Linked DNA regions of Homo sapiens: all the other regions are linked to region 1. Evidence: chromatin contacts called from ENCODE Hi-C or POLR2A ChIA-PET data. All regions are on one chromosome and are shown on one strand. Each heading gives the region's core, a stretch centred on a gene start or an enhancer-like site at or near the end of the contact. The rest is flanking DNA. Distances are from core to core; before and after follow the strand shown.

Evidence for each region. Hi-C counts contacts between places; a loop is a spot of excess contacts on that map. ChIA-PET counts read pairs that join two places held with the same protein, here RNA polymerase II (POLR2A). Pooled maps may share reads with other maps.
Region 2: a loop to region 1 is called in a map of CD8-positive, alpha-beta T cell, with 10 times the contacts of the local background. The contact joins two enhancer-like sites. A Hi-C loop is called at or near these places in 8 of 168 maps with a recorded cell type or tissue (B cell, CD4-positive, alpha-beta T cell, CD4-positive, alpha-beta memory T cell and 5 more), 7 of 37 single-sample maps with no recorded cell type and 18 of 50 pooled maps.
Region 3: a map of CD8-positive, alpha-beta T cell shows a loop between it and region 1 (25-fold over the local background). The contact joins two enhancer-like sites. A Hi-C loop is called at or near these places in 2 of 168 maps with a recorded cell type or tissue (CD8-positive, alpha-beta T cell and naive thymus-derived CD4-positive, alpha-beta T cell), 19 of 37 single-sample maps with no recorded cell type and 10 of 50 pooled maps. POLR2A ChIA-PET finds 5 or more read pairs at or near these places in 2 of 52 experiments (MCF 10A and OCI-LY7).

The regions. Positions count from the first base shown.
Region 1 is chr3:143,671,992-143,676,361 of GRCh38, reverse strand. The region is part of intron 5 of SLC9A9 (solute carrier family 9 member A9); the gene reads left to right. Among named protein-coding and RNA genes, the nearest start is that of SLC9A9, 170 kb to the left of the region's middle. Within about 2 kb of position 1,886, at least 4 of the 41 ENCODE cell types and tissues checked have a DNase peak (open chromatin) inside an H3K27ac peak, as active enhancers do.
Region 2 is chr3:143,033,637-143,038,006 of GRCh38, reverse strand. U2SURP (U2 snRNP associated SURP domain containing) reads right to left here. Exons shown (of 28, transcript NM_001080415.2): 19 at 3,032-3,119; 20 at 1,903-2,025; 21 at 672-828. Among named protein-coding and RNA genes, the nearest start is that of U2SURP, 34 kb to the right of the region's middle. Within about 2 kb of position 2,011, at least 2 of the 41 ENCODE cell types and tissues checked have a DNase peak (open chromatin) inside an H3K27ac peak, as active enhancers do.
Region 3 is chr3:143,149,644-143,154,013 of GRCh38, reverse strand. No RefSeq gene overlaps it. Among named protein-coding and RNA genes, the nearest start is that of CHST2, 32 kb to the right of the region's middle. Within about 2 kb of position 2,509, at least 2 of the 41 ENCODE cell types and tissues checked have a DNase peak (open chromatin) inside an H3K27ac peak, as active enhancers do.

The DNA.
Region 1 (4,370 bases), core at 637-3,136:
TTTAACATTGTTACAAGTGTGTGTGTAATTGTTATAATGAGAATTTTAGTATAAAGAGAAATTGGTAGGACATATACTAGGTCAGGTGTCCCCAGCCTCCCGGGCCACAGACGGGTACAGGTCTGTGGCTTGTTAGGAACCAAGCTGCACAGCAGGAGGTGAGTGGCAGGCCAGCCAGCATAACCACCTGGGCTTTACCTCCTGTCAGATCAGCGGCAGCATTAGATTGTCATAGAAGTGTGAACCCTATTGTGAACTGCGCATGCGAGGGATCTAGGTTGTGTGCTCCTCATGAGAATCTAATGCCTGATGAGCTGAGGTGGAAGTTTCATTCCGAAACCATCCCCACCTCGCCCTCCTCCCCATCCCCCACGAGAAACCTGTCCCTGGTGCCAAAAACATTGAGGACCTCTGTACTGCGTTGTAAAATTGGGTTACTTGGGGAGAGAGGAGATATGAGTTTAAGAGAGGAAGAGGTGGAAAAAAGAGAGACATACCAAAAAGGAAAAGAAAAAAGACTATTAAAGCAAACGACTAAACAAAGAGTATGCATATTATGATCATATTTATGGATTTATGTGGAAACACATCTGTACACTTGAAAACTTCAAAATTTCATAAAAATGAGAAAATAACCAATCATTTTTATATGATATTAGTAAATCACTCTGAAGTATAATGAGAAAATCTTAAAGGAAAATCTTCAAACTCAGTATGATATTGTGTCTGCCGTGAAGTGAAAAAAGAAATGAAAATCAATGACTTCTCATATTACATGTAAGTCACACATCTCTGCTTGCTCCAGTAGCTAAAGTGTGCTAAGAATCCCAAGTGCTTGATGAAGCCCTGAGCCCTCGTTGTTGGCTTTCATAAGGAGACTACTACTGGCTCATGTTAATTGAATTTAGAAAATTTACTGTGGATTATCCTGTCTGGTGCCTAAATTAAATGCATGGATGATAATTCATTTACTGAAATTAGAAGCCAGGAGGAATATAGATACAAAGTCAAAGTCTCTGTTTAGCTAATGTTTTGCCCAACCAGCCTGCACTTGACAAGTGTCATAGCACTATGCTATTTTTATTATTGGGAGTTAGGAGACCTCAGGTCTAGTTCAATCCCTGTTACTATGCACAAGGCATATTTCTGATGTGCAGGGAAAATTCAAGGTGGCCACTTAAGCTTTCTAGGCCTTATTTGCCTAATATATTCCTAGAGGAATTAGATGATTTTTAAGATTACTTCTTGCTCTATATTAGTAGGTTCTCCAATGTGAGTGAACGTAAAACTCACTTGGAGAGTCTGAAAGTACTAATTAGGGGGTTCTGCCTCCTGAAATTCTGATTCCGTAGGTCCAGGGTCAAGTCCAACACCCCATTTCTAACAAGTGTCTCGTTGATGCTAGTAGCACTAGTCCACAGCCCCGATGAATATAAAAACTGAATGAAATATTTGCTTTTCTGAGTAAATGTCAAGAATTATTGAGATGAAGGAGGCTTGGAACTGATATTTTTAATCTGAAATAGATATCATTTATTGCACTGGTAGAACCTGTATGTAATTTCAAGGGTGCACATCTTACCTTTTATTATAATTATAATAAACTTCCCTTATCATATAGTTCCTCCTCAGAGAATGTGAACTGCAGGAGTCCTAGTTCCCAGTAGAAAGTGCTGTTAGAAAACCTCTGAGATTTCTACCTCTGGGAGTAGTATCCTCTTGAGATGCCACCAGCTCTGATGTCTCTTGTTTGTCTCCCTTGCCCAAATAAGCTTTCCTAGCATGTACTACCTAAAATCACGGCTAGGTGTCGCTCTAATTCTGGGGCGCACCGGTTTCAAGGGGAAGTGTGAACCAGGGCGCTGGCACTGCTCGTGTGTTTATGGGTGAAAGCATCTAAGAGAGGCCCTGTGAAATTGCCTGCATAAAAGGATCACAGTTAGGGATGTCTCATAAACTAATCCCAAGAGGAGCCTTCCACTAAAAATAAAATAAGCACGTAATAAGGGTAGAAAAATTTCCTAAAAATGAGGTTGGGATTGGTGGTCAGAGCGTCCTGGATATCAAAAGTGTCAGTTCATTAAGGCAAGATTAGTGTCATGGGTGAATGGAGCATCACAGTTTAATGCTTTAACTTATTGGAACCTCACTTTCCACTTCCTTAAAATAGAGACTATCAAAACAAAACAAAACAGAAAGTACCTTCCATTTCTTCAAAGAATTTTTGTCAGATCAAATGAAGAGCTGTATGGAAAATTATGTGTAAATTGCTAAGTGTTTTAAAACACATTTTTATTAGCAGTGAATTCTTCTCAGGCACTTTATTGGATTTTTAGATAACACTATCATGATATTCCTATTTATTCCTGAACATAAAATTTCCAGATACCATTTTCTTCCTACATGACCATAATTAAAGAATTTGTTTTCTTATGTTTTCATTACTTGTCCATCCACTTCCACGGTAAATCTCAAATGTAAAGAGACTAAAAAGAAAAAATTAATAAAATTATATTTATCCTCATGTGGAATTTCTGCTTTTTGTAATAGCTACTATACACTTAAATATTTAAAATTTAGAATATTTTCTCCATGTTTCCAGATGCTGCCCCCCTAGACATATTGAACATTAGGAAATGTTGTCAGAAAGTCTTTTCTACTAGTCTCTGTTTTGGATTATCTAGATCATAGTTCCTCTGATAGAATAATCAATATTATTAATATTATTAATTAACAATATAATTAATAAGTATGGTCTTGCTGGCCTTTTATGCCCTGCCCTCCCACCCTTCCCTACTCCATCCTACCCCAACCATAAATTATAAAGCCAAATACAGATTTGTATTTGGATTGGTATTTCACTGATATTTCAAACCAGTTCCACTCCTTCTCTAATTAAATGTGCATTTTCTTTGTGATTTGACTGCCAGTCTACACCCTAAGTCACCATCTATACCTTATTGCAGGTAATTCGTGTCGACAATCATCACTAACCATAGCCATCCTCTCACTGAGTGCATGGACACAGAATATGCCTTCTCGTCCAGCTTCTCATCCTGCAGGGCTCCTATGGGTGGGGTTTTCCCTGTATGAATTCTCCAACTTGGCAAAATGATGATTACTGTCCCCTCGCCATAATCAGATAGAAGCACTGGAGAAATGTATAGCATTGAGTTTTCATCTTTTCTATTATTAACACTTTGAGGAAATAAGAGTCTTCCAAAATGAAAGGCATTTCTATACACTGTACTTGCAAGTCATTATTTTCATTTAACATTTAAGTAGTAGGAATAAAAGCCACCTTTATCCTTTAAAGTTTGCTGTAGTGTAACTATTGCAGAGGCACATGAACTATCTTACCTTTGATGGTGTTGATAATCTGAAGCCCCTTTCTATTTGGGGTTACTATGGTTACGGCTGCTCAGGTGATGTGTGAGCTGCACTGCTGTTTTGATAAAAATAGGTATTAACTACCAGTCATAGTGCTTTTCATTTCATAGCAGTTCTTGTAGAAGCACAGCATATTTTTTAAAGGTTGGGGGGAGAAATGCCTTTTCAAAGACTTATGTGGGAACATCTGCATAAATAATGGTGATTGGTCATGTGTATAAAAATATTTTTAATTAAATTCATTTTAATTAAACAGGGCATTTTGCTGAATCCTTCTCTGTTATTTGCACCAAGCTTAGCCTTGAGGAAGATGGCTGATTAACAGACCCAAGAACCTATAATTAAAAGCAGGACTGTTATTTTTGGAGAAAAGCCTCTTCAGTAAGGATGACTTAATTGGGCTGTCTCTCATATTTTTCATTCATCGTGGAACTCCAGGTTTAAATATTTAATTTTTCTAACACCGGAGAAAGATTACTCACATTGGCATAATCAGAAAAGTTTTTATTTTTCAGTTTTGTTTTCCTTCAGTTTCTCTGATCATGCTCTCTAATCACTGTTGTGTTTCAATATTTAATTGTGTTCTTCATTGATTTCTTTTGTTTGGATCACATCTTTTTAAAATCATGGATATTGTTCTTTTTCACCTTCTGGCCCTCTCTGCCTCTGCATTTAGTTTTAGCCTATATTACACTTGTGGTTTCTCATCACTGGTGTTATCAATATTCTACACAAGAATTCAAGAGAAAACGGAATAATTTTCTATTCACAGACAAAAAAAAAATTTAAGATGTAATTGACAAAGTAGTTCCTTCAGTACCAGGGCTGGCTTAGAGAACAAAGACAACATTCATTTAATATCGGCTAAGCAGGAAGAGATCAAGATGGTTTTATGCCATATTATAAACAGCAAAAAATGCTCTCATATAGTATAAAGTTTGTGTTCCTGAATTATTTGCTCTGTCATCTATAAAGAAAGT
Region 2 (4,370 bases), core at 762-3,261, 640 kb after region 1:
AGGACACAGATGGACAAATAGTAATACTAAGAACAAGGACTATGACTAAACCAATTCTCTGCATCTGAGGGCAATATTTTTAACAGTATATATATCAATTCAGAAAATACAGGTTAGTAATATATTAAGCAAGTGAAGAAGTTGAGAAGTAAAACAAATCTTTAATATCTTTACCTAATCTCTGAAATATAAAACTGCATACATTATTCAATATTTAAACATATAATTCAAATGTACCAAAGAGCTGTCTACAGTTCCTATTTTCAAAATGATTTTAGGCAGCTAGGAAAACTGAAGTTGTAAGTTAGAAAAACTAATAAAAACTGATAAAACCAGGTACCTAGGATCATGCATAACTGAGCACAAGATTTTGCCTATAATTTCCTGACAAGACAAAAAGAGAAACTTGCTAATATTATAGGAGGCTGATTGTCCCAGCAAAGAAATGTGACCAGAAAAAAATGCTTCTTCTTGGCCTTTTATATACATAGCATACAAATAAATGTATTACTGGGTATATGAATTTTGAAAAAAATCAGAAATAGAAAAGTTAATAACTTGATACGTTCATGAGAAACTATAACCTTTTTCCATATCAGCATGTATGGAAATTAGAGTTTTGGTCACCAAATGTATTAGCTAGATTTAATCAGTTTGAAATCTGAACTTACAAGGCACTCCATCAAGATCATCATCAAGACTTTTTATAGGGACTCCATCAAGATCATCGATGGGAGTAGCATCAATAGGAATTCCATCTACATCTTCCAGAGGTGCACCATCAAGCTCTTCCTCGATGGGGGCACCATCAAGGTCATCTGGAACATCCTATGGAAATGTGTACTATTATAACATTTTCCTTTGCTTGCTGAAGTCACATTGCTTGTAAGATTAATTTGTAATCCAGTACAAGCCAACATAACTGGATACCCACAATCTGAGGTACAATGTAAGAACATATTCTATCATCCAGTTTGCTAAAGAAGCAGTCAGTTGTGCATTTATCTAATATTTACCAAGTGCTCACTGGTGCCAGGTACCTTGTGAGGCAATGATGAGCAAAAACAAGTTTGGTCCCCCTGTTATAGAGCCTGGTAAAGGTTTTTGCTGTTGTTTTGCAGGGGTGGGGGAACCAGGAAATCAGATCATCACAACAATATATACTTATCTGTAACTATGGTAACTGCTACAGCAAAAGGGCGTATCATACTATTAGCATACTAAGTTTCACTTAAAGAGGTCAGAGAAGGCTAAGGTTATGTTTGAGCTGAGATCTGAAGGATCTCAGGTGAAGATAAGTCCCAGAAAGAGGGAAGGACATGTACAAAGTCCAATGGTAGGTGGAAACACACATTTAAGAAACTGAAACAAGGACCACGTGGGTTGCAACAGTAAGGCCAATTAGGAAGATCCTGCAGGAGTGAAAGTGAAAACATAATAGCTTGACTAGCATGGCAGAATTAAACATTAAGGATTCAGTAATTATTTAGGAGGTAAAAAAGAAAAAAAACAACAGAATGGTGATGTATATCTGCTATCATGTGATGCATCTTTTCATGCACATATTTTACTTATATAGCTATCTTTAACAAAATAAAGTCATGCTATACATATTGCTCTATTACTTGCTTATTTTCTACTATTAACAATATATCATAACTCTTATATCATTAAATAAAAAAAACACTCACCAATTTTCACATAAGGACACAAGACAGAGAATTCCTGTTACATGTAATTTTGACTTCTGGGTTCCAGCAATAAAAATCCACTACTTAATGGTAAGCAATAGATATTTTTCACAAAGAAATGTACCTCACATATGTAACACAGAACAACTCCAAGAAACCTCCACCCCAGAAACGAATTTTAAAAACAACCAGACAAATACAGACTGCCTACCTCTGTTTCCTTTTCTTCAATAATATTTACAAGTCCTAAGAAAATATTTTGTAGTTTGATCAAAAATGGTTCTGGATAAATTGCCCAATCTTCCCATGCTCTGAAGCAAGTCATTACCCGTTGCTAAAGAAACAGGAAACAGACAACAAACTTTTATTTTGGGCTATATGTCTCAAATTTCAGTTCATGAGAATGATCATCAAGATTTGCTAAATTTGCCTTTAAACTGATGTTTTTTTAAACTTTAAAGAAAATAACTATATATCATTACCATATTTTTTAAAAAAATCAATGTCACCTTCTAATTAAAAGGAAAAAAACCCCTAAAAATAAATATAATGAAAAATAAACAGTAACTATTTGCTCTTTACCACCTAAGGTCAGCTCCCATACCATTAGTACTACCCATGAGCCACATTCCAGAAACACTTACATAGAAACTTACTAAAACTGGAAACCAAAGTAGCCAAGTTTTGACCTGAATCCCTTATGGTCCAATAAAGTACTTCCTAATTCTGGCTAATACTTTACTCTGTATCTTCCTGAAACTTGTCTTTAAATTCTAACTTATGGTCAAAATTTAAGGTCAAAAACTTTTAAAATGGGAGTTGTCTGAATGCCCTAAATGGTGGCGTCACTGGGCATCTTCCGAAACTAAAAATTTTTCTTAAAAAAGTCTTCTTCCCATGAAAGCATATTTACTTATTCAATTATAAGTGAAGTACTACACTTGGCTTTTCTTAACACTGGTCTAGAGCTTAAGAGGTTATAAAAAAATTGGTAACAGAATAGACTTTCTAAACATGATTAAAATGTATGTCTTTAATCCAGCCAAATAGTATATACCATTACAAAACAAGTGATTCTTCTGTATGTTTTATGAAAAAAGACTAACATTTATAATTTTTAAACAATATTTAAAACTAAAATTAAACCTGACAAAATAGTATCTTTTAAATTTTTGATTTGATAAAAACAAAAACGACAGAATTTTAAAACAGTAACTTCTGTAACATCTAAGTTTTAAATTTATGTCTCATACTTGTCTTATGCACTTTTCTAGCCCTTCAATGCCCTCCCCCCACCCATTTAAAACACTAGGGCAAAAATAGTAAAACAATAAACGTACCTTAAAGTTTTCAGATTGTAAATGGCCTTGAATTGTACGATAGGTGGCATTGAGGTCTGAAAATATCTGACATAACTTTGTTTCAAAACTGAAATTCAAATAACACATTCTTTAAAATAAAATGTTTAAAATTCCTTTCCCTTTTAGCATGCCAGCCAATGAAAACCCCTCCTGAACTTAAAATACTTACAAATCAAGAAATTATTAAAAATCAAAAACTAGGTGTTTAAACTCTAAAACCGTAACTGAATTGCTTGAACTCTTATTACTCTGAATTTTTCTCCTACAAACTCCCCAACAGTCCCTACTAGTTCCCTTTACGAGCAAGAAACGTTATATCTAGGATATGCTGAACCATCTCGTCCAATTTCTTTATTTTATAAAACAGAAAACTTAGAAAAGTGACTCGTCCAAGGCAAAAAAACTAATAGCAGACCTAAGAGTAGGATCCAGCTCTCTAAATTTCTTTTCAGAGCAACATCCTAGGGAAAAGCTTCCCTTTGCCTAATTCATAAAATAAACACAGAAAGAGAGCTCTGGGGAACAGAGGAAAAGTTATACTTTTTTTTTTTTGAGATGGAGTTTTGCTCGTCACCCAAGCTAGAGGACAATGGTGCCATCTCGGCTCACTGCAACCTCCGCCTCCCGGGTTCAAGCGATTCTCCTGCCTCAGCTTCCCGAGTAGCTGGGATTACAGAGGCACACCACCACGCCCAGCTAATCTTTGTATTTTTACTAGAGATGGGGTTTCACCACGTTGGCCAGGGTGGTCTCGAACTTCTGACCTCAGGTAATCAGCCCTTCTTGGCCTCCCAAAGTGCTGAGATTACAGGCGTGAGCCACTGTGCCCAGCTGAATTATACATTAATTATAATACAGCAACGTAACTTCCTTTTGCCTTAGGAAACATTTACAATGAACTAAAATCAATATGCTGAGGATCAGAAGAGAACACAGATTCTATAGTTAATAGTATGTCTTTGGTCTCTTATGTTTGCCAGTATATACACTGTTTCTATTTATTATATGAATAGCTAGATATGCAATAAAGTTCTCTTTAACACCTATTTGTTATACTGTCAATAGCTAAGAAAGTGATATGATATAAAATCTTTCCAAAAAATTGGTAATTTAGCTTAAGTGTAAGCCAATTTTTTAAAAAATTCTACAAACCATTAAGAAATTCAAATTAGTCTTCCCTCAGTATCCATGGGGGGACTGGTTCCAAGACCTCCCATGGACACCAAAATCCACAGATGCTCAAGTTCCTGATTGAAAATGGCATAATATTCACCTGTAACCTATCCTCATCCTCCCATCTGTTAAATCATCTCTAGGT
Region 3 (4,370 bases), core at 1,260-3,759, 520 kb after region 1:
CAGAGGCAAGAGCAGCTGTGGTGGATCCTTAAGTAAAGATGGAGCTCAAGGTAAGCATATAATGCTTTAGTTTGATCTGTGTTTGGTAGTCACAGAAGTGTTTTAAGCAAAGGAATCATAAGATCATAGCACGGTATCTTGAGCAGAGTTCTGTTGCAGGAAATCAAAACCACTTTGCCAATTTTAAGCAGAAATGTTAAATGCCTATAAAGTCATTGAAAGGGCTGCAGGACTGAACTCTAGGCCATTCTGTTAGAGGGATTGTAAATTGGTGAAGACTTTTTGGAAAGCTGTTGGATGACATCTATCAAAACTATAAACATGTATTATATTTGATTCAGTAATCGCATTCTAGAAAAAACTCAATTTTTAGAAAAATGTATTCTAGAAAAAAATTGACATATGAACATAAATATACAAGGTGTTCATGGGAATATTTTTTCTACTAATGAAAAATTAGGAACTCTCAAATGGAAGAGATTAAATAAAATATAGTATAAAAATATTATGCAGTCATTAGAAGAATATATTGAACCTTTATGGAAAGTTATCCCAAATTGTTCATTGAAAAAACAAGTCACAAAGCAAAATTCATAGTATTCCCATTTATGTGTTTTAAATGTGTACAGACTATACAAATGCAAAGCAGTGTTCATAGTGCTTGCCCCTTGGAGTAAAGCAAGAGTGATGGGGGCCTGCAGTGGACGAGTCTATCATGTTTTCCCCTGAATATTCCTGCCTTGTTGGAGTCTTTCATGAGAAGCATGCATTCATGTATTACTTGTGTGGTAAAAACATCAGTAACTGGTCACCTCCTTCAAACTCCTCCCTCAAACGCATTAAAGAAAACAAACCTGCACTTAATTCAGATCATGATGGGGCTGAAGGAGTACTGACATTCCTATCACATGAGAAATGAACCAGTGTCCATCTCAGGTAAGATGATGGCTGAAATGGAACAGCAGGCCAGTTTCTCATGATTTTGCTCTAGAGGACTGGGGCAGGAGGGAGGAGGGAATTTAATTTTTCTTTGGTGTGCCAGAAAAGGTAGTAGTCTGTACCAAAGGGGGTATATTGAAAGGATATGCACACTTTTGGAATTGTTTGCAAGACTAAAGATCTAGGCTTTGAAAACAGGCAGAGAATGGGAAGCTGGGCTGCCATGAGCACAGCCAAGTTCCCACGCAGGGTGTTATGAGGTCATCACCAGCAGAGCCAATGCCACACGGCTCTGCCTTCTGCAACTAACCTCCAGCAGACCCTGCATCCTTGCATGACTCCCTGAAAATGCCAAATCTTAATGCAAGCATCTTATTTTCCAAGCAAATAAAGAGTAAAGAATAAGATGTATCTGCCCCTCTCTTTGGTTTTATCAAGGGTCTCTGGGACCTACCTCTCTCTAAAACTCTCCCAACAATGTAACATTTCCATTAAATAAGAAGAGTGCTCAGTGACAAACGGCAACCACACTTGGATAGTTCAACTCCATATTTTGCCTGATTCGTAAACAAGAGCCCCAACCTGCCTTTCCATTTGCTTGGGTTTAGCAAATGGATTTGCTTCTGATTTTTGAGTGCTTCGAGTTAGCTTAGCACTTTGCAAAGTGTGTAAGGGAGGGATGCTCCCCAGAGAAGAGGCCGCCTGACTTCTGAAGAGGGAGTGAGCAGCAGCATTCACGAGCTGAGAAGCAGAGGAGACAACAAATGCCCTCTTCTACTCGCCTCAGCTGAAGCAGGGTGCCCAATTTCAGGTGCCCCCTCGTGTCAGGAAATGAAGTAAATCAATGACTGAGAGGGCTCTAGGCTGGCTGGCTGGAGGACTGGAGTTTCATATGCACTGCCTTCAGCTGGCTGATGGGTTCTATTCCAGAAAGGAGTTATTCAGCCTAGACTGGGGAGACAAAAAAGCAAATTCAATGGAGGTTCATAAAACTTATGAAGCATATGCAGAAAAGTACCTCAGCAACTCACTCCTGGGCCTTGTCCCATAAATAACACAAGGACAAAGCGGTGAGGAAAATGAAACTGGAGACTGGGGGGGAAAGATCTCTTTTTCACAAAAAGGAGTTTAGGTGATGATCTCTCCTGCAGCAGGCAGTGGTTGCCAGAGCACATGGGACGGTGGCAGGGCTTCAGAGAGGTCCATTTCATTTTAACATTTTTACCACTTTTGGTATTTGTAGGTATGCAGTACTGGCACTTCTTGATTTAGGATGTAGTTGTATGTTTATTAGAAGAGGAAGAACTCAGAGGGAGATTATTTCCCAGGTGCAGGAGCAGTTCATGACTACCATATTCACTTCTCCATTTCACCCATGCTCTCTCCATAAGACCATCACCACTTTGGGTGAAGAAATATCCAAATTTCTTTTCTCTGGGAAATCTCTAGCAGATGTGGACACAGCAAAGAGGAGCCTGAATGCTCCGTCACATCTTGGCAGACATAGAGTTCTTGTTTGCTGATGGCTAAAGGATGTGCGTGTGCTGTTTCCATTGCTCTTGCCAAGCTACACCGAGGGATGCGCAGGGGAGCGTCAAACTCCAGGCTGCAACTGCCTAAAACCCTGCCCCTTTTCTTCCTCCCGTAAACTGAGGACTGAAGCCAGAAGGGTTCGGGTGAGAAACAACAATTACCTTGGGATGCATTGATCAAGAACTTTTTTCTGAAGGGCCAGGAACAAGCAAATAGTACTGCAGATGGTCTCTCTCTGGTCATTTTCACAGCTTTAGATCAAATCACTTTTGGCCAAAATGATGGAGCAAGAACTGCTCTGAAATCACAGTTACAGAGAGAGTAGTATTTGATTTGTATGACAAATAGAGCCAGGAAGAAACTGGAGGGTGTGACCAAGAAAAAAAAAAAAGCCAGGACAAGAAATCAGGCCAAGTAAGAGCAGAACTAAGCCCAGCCAGATCTAGAGACACAAGTGGCCCATCTGCTTCCTCACAATAGATTGCTTCAGTTTAAATTTTTTAAGAAACAAAAGATATAGGAGACTAGATGCCATAATTTAAGACAAAGCTGTAGCTAGAAAGGCCAATTCTACAGAGAACTAGACTGTATATTGTTTTCATTATCTGCTCATACATCCTCTGTTTTCACATAAAATCTAGTGCCCATTTCAAAAAGGAGAAATGTATATGCATTCACTAGCCCATTGTTACGGAAGCTATTTGTATCAGTTAGAAATGTATTCTGCTACAAATAACAGAAAACCTGACTTCTAGGGCCTTAAATAGACAAGAATGTATACGTATTGGTCTTATGCAAGCAGCAGTCTGGGGTTCAGCAGTCTTAGCAACAGCTCAGAGACTTAACTGACAGCAGGGCTCCAGCTCTGCTCTTCTTTCTGCACCACAAGCCTTGTATTTTAGGCCTCCATCCTCGTGCTTACTGCTTCATGTTTCCAAAATAGCTGCTGCACCTTCAGTCATCACATGTACATCCAGGCAAGAAGAAAAGAAAGAAATTGAAAGGCGTAACATTTGTATTCAGAATGCAAATAATTTTCCAAAAATCCCTTAGAAGCATTCTACTTACAACTCAGTGATCAGAATGTTGTCGCATGGCTACTCTTAGCTATGAAAGAGTCTGAGAGGTGTACCCTTTTAGCTGGACATACTGCCAACCCTTAACAAAATCACCATTCTATTACTAAAGTGAAAATATATATTGGAGAGACAACTGGCAAGTCCACCACAACAGCTGAGCTGACCATACCACACACAACTACAAGCAGCAGCCAAAACAACGAGCCTGCCATTCAGTGCAAGTGTTGTCATCTACAGGACAGCTGTGTGAAGAACACGGGCACTTTATGTTAATGTATTATACAAATGTATAATGCTCATATGTTTGTATGTGGGTTAGATTTGTCAGTAGTTCAGTTTTTCAAACCTATAAAATGGATCTAAGCAGAGTTGGAATTATTTGGTGCAGAGAACAGGCAAATAACGCTCCTTAAAATGTGGGATGTGCAGCTAATTTAAGTTTTCTCCTCAGCTGCCCATAGCCTACCACTTGTGATTATTTGATCCCATAATTACCCAATTTCCAGTTCCATTCAAAGGAATGGTTATGGAACAACATAATAGCTCTTGGAGTTCCTGGCCACAGGACTGTATCACAGGTCTGAAATGCTATCAAAGTTAGTCTTTCTCTACCTCCAACTGTTGATACAGGCTCTAAGATCACCCAGCATTTATCATACATCAAGTTAAATGTCACTTTCTCAGAAGGCCATCCCTGGCCACCTTCCCTAACACATTCGATGCTTCCTTGTCCTCATTTATTTTCCTTCATGGTGCTTCTATACATGTATTTCTTACGTGTCTAAAAGCTCGATGACAGCAGGTGCTCTGCCAGTACTC